Regions from separate parts of the Mus musculus genome. Here region 2 is linked to region 1. Evidence: chromatin loops called from intact Hi-C (ENCODE). Cell type or tissue: heart. All regions are shown on one strand. Links, peaks and the distances in the headings refer to the core of each region. The heading gives the core; the rest is flanking DNA. Region 1 has its middle 31 kb from the start of Gm42150. Region 2 holds the start of Pigg (phosphatidylinositol glycan anchor biosynthesis, class G).

Evidence for each region. Hi-C counts contacts between places; a loop is a spot of excess contacts. Peaks named below come from ENCODE experiments on the same cell type or tissue, not always from the same donor. Only the 100,000 strongest peaks of a DNase experiment are listed, where the experiment ranks them.
Region 2: a loop joins it to region 1, with 2.4 times the contacts of the local background. A loop is called at or near these places in 1 of 42 quality-filtered maps.

What each region holds. Positions count from the first base shown.
Region 1 is chr5:108,029,543-108,037,878 of GRCm38, forward strand. No RefSeq gene overlaps it. Among named protein-coding and RNA genes, the nearest start is that of Gm42150, 31 kb to the left of the region's middle. In heart, for the core only: CTCF peaks have their summits at 637 (motif pointing left) and 4,772 (motif pointing right); no DNase peak of the experiment used is centred there.
Region 2 is chr5:108,309,013-108,317,348 of GRCm38, forward strand. Pigg (phosphatidylinositol glycan anchor biosynthesis, class G) reads left to right here and starts at 3,801. Exons shown (of 13, transcript NM_001310689.2): 1 at 3,801-4,066; 2 at 4,947-5,152; 3 at 8,251-8,336. The coding sequence starts at 3,913. In heart, for the core only: a CTCF peak has its summit at 3,555; a DNase peak (open chromatin) is centred at 3,759; H3K4me3 peaks cover 2,229 bases; H3K27ac peaks cover 1,575 bases.

The DNA.
Region 1 (8,336 bases), core at 217-8,216:
ATGACGAAATTCACTTGTTATTTAGGACATGGAGCAACCTGTTGTTGTGTTGCTTACTGACTGGTTCATTTTCCAACCACCTTCCTCTTCTCTTCTCGCCTAAATTACCTACTGGGTCTTCCAGGTCCTAGACACCAACTCATCACACTCCCAAGCAGATCTCCATAGTCTGCGACTTTCCCTGGCAATTTGCTTACACCTTCGGGTGCACAAGGTTCTTAGCAGGCTACAAGGTCAGAACCACATTTCACTCATGTGCCGTAGCCTAATGACTAGGTCTGTTCACTGAGGAGAAGGATAATGTCCTCTTTGCCCTTGCATTTTCAATTATTAAAATATTGCAGGCCGGGCGTGGTGGCGCCTGCCTTTAGTCCCAGCACTCGGGAGGCAGAGGCAGTCAGATTTCTGAGTTCGAGGCCAGCCTGGTCTACAAAGTGAGTTCCAGGACAGCCCTCAGTGAAAGCAGTGTAAAATGGCTGAACACTTTATGATTCTAATTAGATGATATTCCAGAAAGACAAAACTGGAGGAGAGATGGCTCACAGTTAAGATTACTGCTACTCTTCCAGAGGACCCAATAGTTTCCAGCATCCACATCAGATGGCTGTACTTATAGCTCCGGGGGACCAGCACCCTCCTCTGGCTTCTTTGGGTAATGCACTTATGACATACACAAATATAAACAAAAAGACAAAACTGTTAACACACACACAGGAAAATATGAGTTGCTTCCAGGAGTTAAGGATAGAGACAGAAGAGAGCAAAGCACGGGGTTTCCCTGTAGCCCTGGCTGTCCTGGAACTCACTAGGCTGGCCTCAAACTCAGAAATCCGCCTGCCTCTGCCTCCCAAGTGCTGGGATTAAAGGTGTTCGAAACCACTGCCCCACACAGGAGCTCTTTGAACAGACAGCACCACTCTATGTGCTACTGCTGTGGTGGGTACACTCCATGTACTTGTAGAATTGTTGAACTTGAAAAGACTTAATGTATGCAAACTAAAATAGAATTGTTTGGGAGGTGGGAACATTACAAGAAGGAAAGCAGACATGGCAGAAAAACCTAACATATTAAAGGTTTATAAAATGTTCTCCCTGAAGGAGGTAGTTGGGAAGGCACCTTAAGTAGCTTTGGAAGTGTGTGGAATACAAAAAGCAAGTGCCAGCGAGAACTAGCGTTAGTTGTTAGAGCTTGTCCTGGCTAGTTTTATGTTACCTTGACACAGGCTAGAGTCATTTGAGAGGAGGGAGTGCCTCCATAAGGTGAGGCTGTAAGCAGACCTAGAGGGCATTTTCTTAGTGATTAATAGAGGAGGGGACAGCCCACTGTGGGTGGAGCCATCCCTTAGGTGGTGAGCCTCAGTCCTATAAGAAAGCTGGCTGAACAAACCATGAAGAGCAAGCCAGTAAGCAGCACTCCCCCATGGCCTCTGCATCAGCTCCTGCATCCATGTTCCCACTCAGTTTGAGTTCGTACATTGGCTTCCCTCAATATGAGATATGTAAGCCAAGTAAGTCCTTTCCTCCCCAAATTGCTTTTGGTCATAGGGCTACTGTTGCTGTGATGAAACACCAAGACAGAGCCAGTTCATGTGGGGTGTGGGTCAGCAATTGTACTACTGTTGCATATGGCTGCTGAAACGGAGAAACTGAGTCATTAGACAGCAGATGGCAGGAGAGTGCCTCAAATGGAATGAAATGTTATAGCTAAGCAAGAGAAGTCTAGGGCTGGGTATGTAGCTTGCCCATCCTGTGCCAACTGTGTTCTAGTTTGCTTCTCTGTTGCTGAAATAAAGCACTGGCCAAAAGCAACCCAAGAGAAGAAAAGGTTTATTTTGCTTGCAGGTTCAGCATTGAGGAAAACCACAGCAGGAACCCAGAAGCAGGAACTGAGCAGAGGCTGTGGAGGATCACTCTCACTGGCTTGCTTCCTCTGCCTTGCTTAGATACCTCTCTTACGCAAGGTCTGTGTGCTGGCCTGCCCAAGGATGGTACTGTCCAGTTGTGGGTGGGGCGCCAACATCAATCAACAATCAGAAAAATATCCACCGCCAGAGCTATGGATGGCCGCAGGTCAATCTGATGGAGGCATGAGAGTCCCTCTTACCAGTTATGTCTAGGTTTGTGTCAAGCTGACAAAAACTAGGATATCTGTTACCAATCTTTTTTAGTTTTGTTTTTGTTTTTTGAGACAGGGTTTCTCTGTATAGCCCTGGCTGTCCTGGAACTCACTCTGTAGACCAGGCTGGCCTCCAACTCAGAAATCCGCCTGCTTCTGCCTCCCAAGTGCCAGGACTAAAGGTGTGCACCACCACCGCCTGGCTGTTACCAATCTTTAACACCCACAAGCTGGACACAGTGGTGCATTCTTCAAAACCCAGCCCCTGGCACCGAAAACAGGAAGATTGGAAGTTCAAGTTCCTCCACAGCTGAATAGTAAATTCAAGGGCAGCCTGGGACACCTGACACAGATCTCAAAATAGACAAACAAACCCACACATAGATTAAAAATAAATAGTATACGCCAGTGAGATGACTCAGTGGATAAAAGCACTCACCATGCAAGCCTGGTGACCCGAGTTCAATTTCTTGAACCCACATAAAGTGAAAGGAAAGAGACGCTATAAGGTTGTTTCCTTGTCCCACATCACCACCCAAAATAATAAATTAAAAATTTTAAAACTGGGCTGGAGAAATGGCTCAGTGGTTAAGAGCACTGAATGCTCTTCCAGAGGTCCTGAGTTCAAATCCCAGCAACCACATGGTGGCTTACAACATCTATAATGGGATCTGATGCCCTCTTCTAGTGTGTCTGAAGACCGCAACAGTGTACTCATATAGATGGATAGATAAATAAATCTTTAGAAAAAAATTTTTAAAACTAGGGTTGGAGAGATAGCTCAGCGGTTAAGAGCACTGACTGCAGCCAGGTGTGGTGGCACACGCCTTTAATCCCAGCACTAGTCTATTAGAGTGAGTTTCAGGACAGCCAGGGCTATACAGAGAAACCCTGTCTAGAAAAACAAAAACAACAACAACAAAACCCAACAATAACAACAACAACAACAACAACAACAAAGAGCACTGACTGCTCTTCCGGAGGCACTGAGTTCAATTTCAAGCAAACACATGGTAGCTCACAACCATTTGTAATGTGATCTAATGCCCTCTTCTGGCATATAGGTATACATCCAGATAGAACACTCATATAAATTAAATAAAAGTTTTTAAAAATTTAAAACTAGGCTGGGTGGTGGTGGCATGCTCCTTTAATCCCAGCACTCGGGAGGCAGAGCCAGGCAGATTTCTGAGTTCGAGGCCAGCCTGGTCTACAGAGTGAGTTCCAGGACAGCCAGGAACTACACAAAGAAACCCTGTCTCGAAAAACCAAAATACTATTACTACTAATAATAACAATAACAATAATTTTGGCTTATAGTCTACTAATCAATACTGGTATAAATAAATAGAGCTGGAGAGGTGGTTCAGCAGTTAACAGCACTATCTGCTCTTCTGGAGGTCCCGAGTTCAAATTCCAGCAACCACATGGTACAACCATCTGTAACAAGACCTGATTCCCTCTTCTGGTGTCTGAAATCAGCTGAATTATACTTACATATAATAAATAAATCTTAATAGATGTTAAACAAATTAACAAGAGAAGAGACAGCTTGTCCAGGAGATTTTTTGTTTTGTTTTGTTCCTCCATGTAGCCCTGGCCATCTTGTAACTCACTCTGTAGACCAGACTAGCCTTGAACTCAGAGATCCATCTGCCTCTACCACCTGAGTGCTGGGATAAAAGGTGTTCGCCACCACCACCTGGCTAGACGAATTCTAAATAATCTGTGTTACGCGATATTCGATCATACTTTGAACCGCAAACAATGAAGGTAAACTCTGTAGAAGGAAGCACCATGTTTGAAAGTGATGTCTAATTGAGTGGCAGACAAAGTGATGAATCAGAGAAAGATTTGACAGAATAGGAGCTGCTCAAGTCTCAGAGAAGAGAGGAAAGTGAGGCTACTTAAGAGACAGCAGTGCAGAGAGAGGGAAAGAGAGTTTTACTGGAGCAGTTACACAGAGTCAGGCTGTCGAGAGAGCACACTAGATACAGGTGAAGACAGAATGAGCCAGAGAATAAGGAGCCAAAAGATTAGAACAGATTGCCAAGTATGAAGCCAAGCAGAGCATTTCAGGAGAGGCCGAGAGAGAGAACCCAGATGGAATCAATGAGCTTGGAGAAGAGTTTGAGCCAGAACAGCTGAGTTGAATCAGCCAGAGTTCAGAAAGAACTAGGAAGGGTGAGCCTATTCAGCAGTAAGTCTCAGAGGCTGAAAACATTTTGGGCCTAGATTAGATTGTATGGAGCCCTCATTATTATTTGTTCTAATTAATTAGATAGACATTTACATGACGTTTACTATGTGACAGGTACTGTTATAAGTGTCCCTTACAGATTAACCCAGTAAAATCTTCTTTTTTTCCCCAGTACTGGGAATGACATCAGGGCCTGGTACATGCCAGCAAGAACTGGACCACTGAGTCACAACCCCAGCCAGATCATTGCCTTTTTGTGGACAGGGATCTGAGACCTGGGCTAGTCACACAACACTTGCCTGCACAGGTTCAAACAGCCACTAAGTGGTTGTATTGAGGGAATCTGACCACTAGATTGCACAGCTTCTCTTACTCAAAGAAAACTTTGAAAAGTGGTTTTAAGTGAGAATCTTGCCTTCTGTTGGGGGCATAACAACAAAAACTGAGCTGATAAAATTATTACTAGCCACTAGAGGGCAGCAAACCCTTACAAAGGTTGCCTTACAAATAAGTCGCTCAATATTTATTTATTTATTTAATACTGATTTATTTGGGTTTCTTGTTTGTTTGTTTGTTTGTTTGGTACAGGGTTGCATGCGGCCTCCATCTTTTTTTTTTTTTTTTTTTTTTTGGTTTTTCGAGACAGGGTTCCTCTGTATAGCCCTGGCTGTCCTGGAACTCACTTTGTAGACCAGGCTGGCCTCGAACTTAGAAATCTGCCTGCCTCCTGAGTTCTGGGATTAAAGGCGTGTGCCACCACTCCCAGCATTATGCCTGATTTTAAGCTAGTTTCTTCTTTCTTTCTTTCTTTCTTTCTTTCCAGAGGTGGGTGGGAGGGGCAGGATGCTATATTTTATGAGACAGGGTCCAGGCTGGCCTCAAACTAGTTTCTGTAGGCCAAGCTGGTCCTCTAATCACCAGACTTCTCCTGCCCCATCTCCTGAGTGCTAGGATTACAGGCATGGGCCACCATATATGACTTGAAATTCTTTTCTTAGGGGTAAATCTAGAATCCTGGGAGTACAAAGATGATTCATCCATTAAAGGCATTTTCTGCCAAGCCTAATGACTTGAATCTAATTCCCAAGACCCACAAGGTAGGAAAGACTGATTCCTTCAAATTCTCTGAGTTGTTTCAGTGTGTATATACAGAGACACATATACACATAAATAAGTGTGATTTTAAAAGAATCCTAGAACTGGCAAGGTGGCCGAGTGGTTAAGAGCTCTTGTTTTTCCAGAGGACAGGGTTTGAGTCCCAGTACTCACATGGTGGCTTACAATGCATAAGTCCAGTTCCAGGGGATTTGATACTTTCTTTTCTGACCTCCTCGGCCCCAGACATACACACGATGCCCAAATACATATGTGAGCAAGACACTCATGCATGTAAAATAAAATAAATGAATCTGAAAGAAGAATCTGATAAGCTCTTTGAGATGACTTAACCTTGTACGCCAGCACTCAGGAGGTGGAGATCCAAATTCACCCTCAGCTACATATTACGTTTTGAGTTTGAGGAAGCCAACATATACAACACCTGATTTCAACAAATACAAAAATCTCAGCTTTACTGAATAGAGGTCTTTGACAGAACTCCTGGCAGCTATAACCCAGGGCTGCTATCTCCCACTGCTGCTGACAGAGTAAGTATTTAATCTTTTTTTGTCATATAAATATCCTAAGGACACTGGGGTAGTTTGTAATGACATAGTCATTTGTCATTGCTGATTAACCTGGACTCTATACACAGGGTAAACCCAGCTCTGGTGCTCCAAATCCAACACAAGTGTGTTAGGGGACCAATTGTTAACCTAAGCTTTTACTTCTCGCCAATGTTAATTCAAAGAAAACCCTCCCGGATGCCATCTGGGAGGGGTTTATGAGCTGCAAATTGAGTGCTCAGAGAGCAATTAAGCATTTAAATTAGAGCCCTGTGTAAATTTAACAGCTGGTAGGTGTTGTCATTTCCAAGCTACAAACCACCTGCTTAGCAGGATCTGCATACAAACTGAAGGAAATAGACTGAGTGCCTGAGAGTAGAAGCTGAATTTGGTAATTTAGAGCATAAATTCAGATTACACCTACAGCTGGGGCACCTTTAAGGGGAGGAGTTGAAAGCCCATCCTGGTCTACACCAGGCTTTTGTCTCAAAACAACAACAAACCCCAGAGATTGTAATGAAAAACCTAGAAGCTTACATCGAAATACATGGTATCTATATAACTTGTTTCTCTTTTGTTGCTTTTGTTTTTTAGACAGGTTCTCTATGTCGCTCTGGGTGGCCTAGAACTCACAGGGATCAGTTTGTCTCTGTCTCTAGAGTGCTGAGTTTAAAGGTATTCACCACCATGCCCAACAACGTTTTTGTTGTTCTCACTTAACCAATGTTTCTAGACTTCCCCTTGGAGATGGTCATAAGGGGTAAGAAAGGGAGTTCTCAGATACTGACTGGTCTTGTGGTTGACTATGATTGACCAACTCCTCAGCTCAGTATGTATTTTTTTTTAATATTTTATTTTTAGCTAGACATAGAGGCACATACGTTTAATACCAGCACTTGGTAGGCAGAGGCAGCAGATCTCTGTGAGTTCAAGGCTATCCTGGTCTACATACAGAGTTTCAGGACAGCCAGGGCTATGTAGTAAGACCCTGTCTCAATTGGAAAAAAAAGTTTTTATTGATTTTAATTTGTAAAAAACAATTTTTATTGATATTATTTTCTGGTTTTATTTACTTATTTATTTTACTTATGAGGATGGGTGTTTTGCCTGTGTGTACGTATGCCTGTGCACAATGAGAGTGCAGTGACCTCAGTGGTCAGAAGAGGATGTCAGATCCCCTAGAACTGGAGTCACAGAAGGTTGTGAGCCACCATGTAGGGGCTGGGAATTGACCTTGGGTCCTCTGGAAGAGCATCTAGTTCTCTTAATTGATAACACATCTCTCTAGATTCCTCAGTATGATGTCTTTTCTTGTGAAGGTCAGAGGTTACTGTCAGGAGTCTTTCTCCATTACTCTCCACCTTACATTTTGAGGCAGGGTCTCTCACTGAATAGACTAGTCTTGATAGCCCAATCGTCCCAGACACCTGTCTCTAATCCCAAGCTCTAGGGTGACAGGCAGGATAAACCCTCTTTTTACATGGGTCCTGAGCACTGAGCCATCTCCCCAGCCCTCTTAAGTATTTGTTTGAAATCTTCTGTAACAAATACTGGTAGTTGTTGGAAAGGAAAAGATCAGAGAATTTGGATTAATTCTTGGTCTAGTTTACACGTGTTATTCCTATTTCTTATTAAAATTATAACTCCCCTTCACAGAAATCCTGTGTGATCTATGACTTTAGAAAAGAGTATTCTGAGGAGTTTGAAGAAATCTGGATGTCAGAATATCTAGAACTGGAGGTCTATAGTCAAGCAAGAAAGAAACAGAAATAATATCAGGGGGTCAGTGCTGTGGTAGAACCTGACTGCCAGAAATAACTTTAAGTTAACAACAAGAGCTCTGATATTTGGAAACTTAGTTTCATACGCTCTAGACAATTTCCATATGCCATCCTATTTAATCCCACCAGTCCCGAGGGACAGGTGCACACCTGCCCTTTGCAAATGGGCAAGCTGAGGTTTAGGGGTGGCTTTGCCTTTCTGTCACTCTCCCTTGGGGTGTTTACATGCTTGCCCTTCTAAATTTAATTTCCTGTTTGTCTGCACCTTCAACTAAAATTGCACTAGGATTATAACACAGAGGGAGGTTATAGCTTTATCACTAACAGCATGGTCAGTTCCTTTCACGTTAACTCATGTAACTCATGCCCTTGATTAAATAAAATGTATCAGAATTCAGATGGAAGGTGATACTTCCCACTGTGGGAACACATATGCGGGCCATACTGTGAAAAGAATTCTGCACACACATATTGTTAAAGGTCTTTTAGTTATTAGATTTATTTATTTTATCTTATCTTAGATTTATTTATTTTATCTTATGCATGCGTGTGTGCATGTGCGTGCGCATGTGTGT
Region 2 (8,336 bases), core at 55-8,054, 280 kb after region 1:
TTTGTGTAATATTTTATATGAAGAATTAGGTGTCTGGTCAGCAGAAACAGAATAATCAGCTGTGATTAAGAAGAGACAAGCACCACTGAAGTGAAACCTTTGCTTTATTGCTTTAACGATAAAATTGTTGCAGGTTAGCTAGAACTGAAATATTAGTTCAGGAAGAGGCCAGCATCTCTGAGGTAAAATCTTCAGGGGGTTATCTCCTCAGGTTCAGCACATAAAAGCTGTGATCCAAGGTGGCCAAAGCTGCATCTCATGCTGGCAGCCAAACTTGGTAATGTGTAAGATTCGGCTAGATGGTGTTGGTTTTGAAAGCATGAAGAAGTCATGAAGAGCAGCTGAGGTTTAGTACTGTGTGGCAGGGCTGAAGGTCCTGAAGAGAGGCCATTGTGGAGGGGGATTCTCAGTTGCAGTGGCTAGTCCAGCATATAAGAGATACCAGCCAAGTGGTAGTGGCAAATGCCTTTAATCCCAGCATTCAAGAGGCGGAGACAGGTGAATCACGGTGAGTTTGAGGACAGCCTGGTCTACAAAGTCAACTGCAGGACAGTTAGGACACAGTGAAACCCTGTCTTAAAAACCCAAGAAGGGGGAGTGTGGGTCAAATGGATTGTGCCACCAGACAGAAGGACTGATAAAGTTGAGCAAGCCCAAACCCCATGAAACTCAGAATTGAGTACTGCAGGCATGGGATGAGATCCCTGCTAAAACCTGCTCTAGAACGAGTAACCCCACTGAGAATGCATCAATCAGTCAAGTAAGGAAAACACCTGAAGCTCTCCCCGTGCTAATAGAGCATCACTACCACTTCAAGCTGAGCCAATGGTAAGCATCTTCCCCTGGATCCCACCCTACTCCTCAATGTTTATAAAGTCCCTATACACATTAAGTAAAGGGCATAAGTTATTTCACTAAGAACAGTCTGAGTGGCTGTTTTACTGTATTGTAACACTCTGGGGAAGAATTTTCCTTCCTGAAGAGACCATCGCTGAACCTTAGGCCTGCTTGGCAGGCTGGGCTCACACCCTTGTTGGCCCTGTAGCTACTGCTGCCCTTGCCACTGGCATTAGCAGGTGAGACCTGGGATCCAGAGTTCCTGCCCTGTGCGGGCTTCCCTTCTGAGAGCTGTTTCCAGATGGACCAGAGAACCATAGAATCCCTGGTTCAGGGAAGGATGATGGAGGTGAGAGAGAGAGATAAGAGACAGACAGACAGACAGACACATACACACACACACACACAAACACACACACACACACACACAGAGAGAGAGAGAGAGAGAGAGAGAGAGAGAGAGAGAGAGAGAGAGAGAGCAGAGCCAGCCTGAGTCTGCCATACATGCTGTGTGCTATGAATGGCAGAACTAGAGAAATGGAGCCTTTTGGAGCTCAGAAGAGTATGAAGTCAAGTTTTTGAGTTGTACTTTCGGACTTAGGGTTTCTTCTCATTTTATTATGACTGTTTCCTGATTCTTTCCTCTTGGAGTAAGAAAGTATATAACTTAATTTTGATTTTACAGGAGTGCACAGTTGAGAGACTTTGAATATATTTTAAGAGATGGAACGTTAAAACTGCATGAGTTTGGGACTGGAGAGATGGCTGTAGTTAAGAGCACTGATTGCTCTTCCAGAGGTCCTGAGTTCAATTCCCAGCAACCACATGGTGGCTCACAACTGATACCCTCTTCTGATCTGTCTGAAGAGAGTGACAGTGCATTCACATACATAAAATAAATCTTAAAAATAAATAAAACCCCTGAGTTTTAAAGTTACTTATGTCATATATTATTAGTATTATATGAGATCTTAGGGATAAAAAAAATAAAGGAACAGAGTTGAATAATTTATTTGCATACCAAGTTGTCAAGGGTCAATTATCCTGGTTGGGCTTTGTTTTTGTTTTTTCCTCAACTTGACACAAGCTAGAGTCAAGGATCTGAGAAGAGGATAGTGGACTAAACCTCTGAATGTAAGGCAACCCCAATTAAATGTTTTCCTTTTATAAGAGTTGTGGTCATGGTGTCTCTTCACAGCAATAGAACATTGACTAAGACAAACTGTGACCCAGGATATTTAAGCCAAATAAGCCTTTTGCTCCCAAAGATGTTTTGGTCATGGTGTTTTATAACAGCAATAGAAACCCTAAGACAACATGTAACACTTCAAACTATATAGTCTGAAGTTTTAATTGGTTAATCATTCTTGTAGGAAGTTAAGTGTAAGGTGGTATTCTTTCAGGAACTTTTGTTCATAGAAGTTCATGTTTATGTGAAATGAGGAATAATGTACACACTGCAGTTGGTAGTCTAGCGGGACAATAGAGTTCGTGTCTTCTGTGTTTTGTTTTGTTTTTCTCTTCTGCTTAGTTGTTCTGTCCATTATCAACACTAGGATATTAAAGTGTCTAAACAGTGTTCTTCTATTTCCTATTTCTACGTTCATTTGTCAGGACTTGCTACATGTACTTTACTGATATTTTATGTGCACATGCATGTATATTCCTGTGGTACTGTCTTACTGATATTTTGATTTAATAAGACAGTGTGGTATTGTCATAAAAACACCTAATTAATAAACTATGTCATTAACTAATCACTGATAAATTCAAAGGCTACACACACACACACACAATTTATTTGTTTGTTTATTTTTATTCCCTTCCCCCCTCCCCCAGACAGGGTTTCTCTATGTAGCTGCTGTCCTGGAACTTGCCTGGAAGTCACAGAGATCCATGACATAATATTTTTAACACCACTCATGTTGGGTAAACATGCAGAAGAATGGAACTGGACCCTTCCTTTATACATACAGAAATATCAAGTAAAAATGGGTTAACCACTAAAATTTAATATCTGAAGCTATAAAACTCCTATAAGAAAAAGGTGAGAAGAAACTTCACCAAAACTGATGCTTTTTTTCCCCCTTAAACATATAACACCAAATTCACAGAGAATTACCACCAAAAAAAAAAAAAAGTACGTGTGATTATGGTAAACTGAAAAAAAAAAAACATGAACTAGATGAAAATTTAGCTTACAAATCAAATATAAAGGTTGCTATCCAAGATATTAAGGAATTCATACAACTTAACAGCAGCAAAACCTCTATCTTGTTCTTGGCTTCCTAGAAAAACAGAGTTCGTGAGAAGGGGTTTGGGTCTTTTGACTTACAGAAGCAAGGTCCGCAAGGAGAATGAGTGTGCACAAAGGAAGACAAGGCTGGGGTGGACTCTGTTCAAAGACCGGCTTCTGTCTCATTGCATGAGCCCGGGAAAATTCCCGCATCTAGAGCGGAAAGACCTTGCCTACCAAACACGTGGCCCCCTACGGTTTAGAGGTTCCTTCCAGAGGACAGCTTTCCAAAGAAGGGGAGCACACTCACTGATTGCCAATCGCATCAGGATCGCTTAATCTGCAGGCTTGCCCCAGACCCGAGTCTGTCAGAGTCGTCCTGTCAGAAAACTGGGGCCATAACACCAGGAGGAAGTGAGTAGGACTAATAATACACCAGAAACACCAGCAGCTAAATACTGCACCGACACTGGGCAGCGCTAGATGCGCCTGGCTCAAGGCGCACAAACTTGGAATCCTGAGATGGCGGGGCAGGTGCGGGGACTCTCGGTGGCACCGGAAGCGAGGCTCCCGAATGGATCAGCCGGGGATTCCGTGGACCTTTGGGTTCGGGAGGAGGCAGGGACTCCCGGGAGAATCACCCCGGGGCCGGTCCGCGGGGAACGTCGTCAGGGAGCGACCGCGGGCACTCGCCACTCTGACGTACTTCCTGTGCGCTGGGGCTGGCGAGGCAGGCTGGGAGGGAGCTCTTGACAGTCCGGGTGTGGGCTCTGGGTGCGGGTTTGCAACGCCCGCTGTTACACTAAGTTTCGGGCCGACCGGCCCAGCGGCAGGGCAGAATGCGGCTGGGCTCCGGGGCCTTCGCTGCCAGCTGCGTAGCGATTGAGGTGATCGGGGTCGCGATATTTATTCGGGGATTCTTCCCAGCTCCTGTTCGTTCCTCTGCTAGACCAGAGCACGATGCAGAGACCCCAGCGCCCGAACCCGTAGCAGGTATAGCCCCCCGCCCCCATCTCGGTGGTTCCCGCTTTCATTCTGCCCCACCACGGAAACAATTTGTATTGTTTTAGTGTTGTTTGTGTATCATACACCTTCGAGGCATTCGCAGCCTCCCGCCCCATGTCGACCTATGTGATAATCAGAGGATTCCCAGAGTAACTCCGACTTTGCGTCTTGTTTGCCGCTGTTCAGTGATTCGTACCCCTTTTCCTAATAATCCTTTCAATCACTACCAATTTAGGTTTCCAGTTTTGGACCCATAGGGCATAACAGGTGATGTTTCTTCAGATCTCCTCCAGTTTTCTACAACTCTCCCCCAGAAGACCTCCCGGCCCTCAGTGCTTAGGGCCTCTCTGCATTAGCACCCTAGTAGCCTCACCAACACAGAAATAAACACCTGATACCCACTCCGCTGCAGTGAAACAGGTCCATATAATCACAGCCACTGGACATGTAAACCCATAGGTTCACTGCCTGCAAGACTAGGCTTTAGGGCAAGCTCAGGGAGGCACAGTTTCCAACTGTATGTCTCTTAGGTAGAAGTGGCCCTGTCCTGGACTCTTCACCTTGCTAAGAGTAGTGCACTACACATTCCTGGGATACCTACTCATTGTTAACATACTGTCCAGCCTAGCCAGGAGATGCCCTTCTTGGTAGTCACCTGCAGGCTGGTTACAACCCTTGAAGGAACCTTCACAGTTGTCTTGTTTGGTTTCTTAGAAAATTAACACAACACTGGCTACCCAAAATGGGCCTTCTTTCAGGTTGAAATAGATTTGATGTGTGCTAGAAGAACAAAGGAAAAAGACATTGAAGGCAATGGAGTGCTGAATGGAGTTTAAAATTTAATTTCCCCTTTTCTAAATACTTTTAGGAGTCCGTTCGAACTGGACCAAGCTGCCACCACCTCTCTTCAGTAAAGTGGTTATTGTGTTGATAGATGCATTAAGAGATGATTTTGTGTTTGGGTCGAAAGGTGTGAAGTATATGCCCTACACAACGTATCTGGTAGAAAAAGGAGCATCTCATAGCTTTGTGGCTGAGGCAAAGCCACCCACAGTTACTATGCCTCGAATCAAGGTAAATTTAACTTGGTTAAATTTTATGAATCATGACTTGGCTCTTTTGAAGGTTTAGAGCGATTATTTAACCGACTTGGAGACCCTGTTTTAATAACATGGGAAATATTTCAGTGTTGTCAGTGTTGCTGGGCAGTGGGGTGCTGAGGAAATCCCATAATAAGGTAATCTTTTTACCCCTTGTTAAGTAGCTGAAGTTCATCCCTCATGGAAAGGGGGAGGGATTTAGAACCAGATTTTCCAGGCCACCGTAGTCCAGGAGGTATCCTCCTTTGTGGTGGCCTATTGTGTTCCTTAGTCGTCAGGCTTGAGGGAGCCTTTGGGCATATTCAGCCTAGTTCATTAACTGTATATACAAGAAGACAAACTCGGTCAAGTTAAATTATTTGTCAGAATTATACAAAATGATCAAAGAACTATGAACTGGTCTGAAGAGCTGTTACTTCTACTACATAATTTGTTGTTCAGTCTGATGAGGGCACTTCTGAAGTGCATTGTGCTTTACCTAAGAATTGTGGCGGGGGTGGGGGGTGGGGAGGCTGGAGAAATGGCTCAGAGGTTAAGAACACTGACTGCTCTTTCAGAGGTCCTGAGTTCAATTCCCAGCAACCACATGGTGGCTCATGACCATCTGCAATGGGATATGATGCCCAGTTCTGGTGTGTCTGAAGACAGCTACAGTGTACTCATATAAATAAAATAAAATTAAAAAAGAAGAGGAGGAGGAGGAAGTACTTAGCAACTACTAGGTGTTGATACTCTAATGAATATACATTTGGGGGAAACTGATTTCATGTGGCTTGTCGTCTCTATGGATGTACAAAGGCATTGGACAAACAAGCATTCAAAGAAACATGTAGTTACATTGCAATGAGTGCCTGAGGAAAGAGCAGTGTACAGTTCTGCTGGAGAGATAGGAGTGCAGCTGAGGTCATGGAGCCTGAAAAGCCTGTTTGAAGAAATTACACTCAAAAAGCCACTATTAGGAGGAGTAGGAGAGTGTTGGCAGAAAGGACCAGAAGTGTCTGAAAATCTGCGGCTGCGTTAAATAAAACATTTATTTCATTTTATGTGTATGAGTGTTTTGCCTGCATGCATGTAGGTGCACCACAGAAGGCAGAAAAGAGTATTACATCCATTGAGACTGGAGTTACAGGAGATTGTGAGCTGTCATGAACTGAACCCAGGCTGTCTGCAAGAGTGTCAAGTGCTCTTAACTATTGAGCAGTCTTTCAAGGCCCTAAAGATTTTCTTTTCTTTTCTTTTCTTTTCTTTTCTTTTCTTTTCTTTTCTTTTCTTTTCTTTTCTTTTCTTTTCTTTTCCTTTCTTCTCTTCTCTTCTCTTCTCTTCTCTTTTCTTTCTTTCTTTCTTTCTTTCTTTCTTTCTTTCTTTCTTTCTTTCTTAAGATTCATTTATTTATTTTATTTATTTAATGTACTCACCATTGCTCTCTTCAGACACACCAGAAGAGGGCATCAGACCCCATTGCAGATGGTCATGAGCCACCATGTGGTTGCTGGGAATTGAACTTAGAACCTCTGAAAGTTTTGTCAGTGCTCTTAACCACTGAGCCATCTCTCCAGCCCCTTTTCAAATTCTTTTATTGTATTTTTTTTTCAAATTCTTTTATTTTTAAACCAGTCTTCCAATGGGCTTCTCTGGTCTAGTGTAGTTCAGGGCCAGACCATGATTGGCAAAAGTTCGATTGAGCCTGTCACCCATTAAGGAATCTACCCAAGGCTCATTTGTGCTGGGACATTTGACTGTCTAGGTAGTTTTCAAGTCTGATCCGCCTTTCGCTGTTTAATCAGGAACTCCACCTCAGCCAGAAGAACTAGTAGTTTTGGTTACTTCTGAGTCTCTCTAGAGTCCCAGAAATACATGCATGCTTTAAAACTTGTCTGGAGTTGTCTTCCTTCCCGGAGCCCTGTTTCAGATTTCAAGTTGGTTTTTTTTTTTTTTTGCTTGCCACAGCCAACTGTAATGGAGTCATTATCAGATCAAGTAGAGAAGGAAGGAGATAGGAAAAACCATAGGGACAGTGTTTGCTTGAGCATGCCTATACAGCTCATTACATGATTTTGGTGACAGTTAAAGCTCCAAGGTAACTGCTTTTGATAGTTTTTATTGGTTTCCCATTGCTCTCGGGGTGCAGGGGAAGGGGTGCCAAACTCCTCAATTCTGCCATTCTGGAAGTCTGGTTGGTTTAAATTGACATTTTTGGCTAGTGATAAAACTCAACATTAGAGCACTTGTCTAGCATATGTATAGCACTGAGTTCAAGTTCTAGAATCTTAAAAATGGAGTTTGCATTTATTTGCCACTGAAAAATTCTTTTCAGAATTCTGTAGGCATTACAGAGATTCCTGTTCTTTTCACCACAAACCTCTGGATGTTGATATTTTCGGTGGTGATAGAACTCCAAATTATGAAGATTCACTACTATTACTGTGGCTTGTAGGGTCTGTGGTAAAAGTGGGGGAGAATATTGACTCTCCTCTAACCAGGAAGGTAGGCGATCTCACAGCCACCATCTGTTATGTGGTGCAGTATTGTAGGTGTGATTGATGTTCCGCTGACATTCTTGGCCCAGTTCACTTTGAGAACTGTATACAAGCAGGGTTTCTTCCTTAAAAAAAGATATTAGATTTGCTGGGTTGTTAGGGTTTGCTTGTTAACGAGCTTGCTGTACAAAAGGCAGGTTAAATCTTATGTGAAACCCTGACAAAGAGTCTGAATATACAGGCTCATGTTATCAGTGTTTATACACATGTTAGTATTAACTTTGTCAATAAGACATAGCTGGTACTGTGTCTAACTATTATTGTCATCTTCACTATCTTACCAATGTAAGGATTCCCTGAACCATGTTCATTAAATAATCAAGTCTTCAATATTGAGTTTGATATATTGGTCCAAAGTCCGTGTCCTATCTTGCTCTCCTCCCCTGCCCACTTGCCTCCTAGCTTTGACTCTGGTCTCTAGAATAGGGCCTACCGTAGGTTCGTACCCACCTGTTTGACCCCCAACTGATCTTCCTGTCTCTTGTGCTTTACTTTTGGATCTGTAATCTAAGTCTTGACATGTTTCTTTCTACAGGCATTGATGACAGGAAGTCTCCCTGGCTTTGTTGATGTCATCAGGAATCTCAATTCTCCTGTGCTCCTAGAAGACAATGTGTTAAG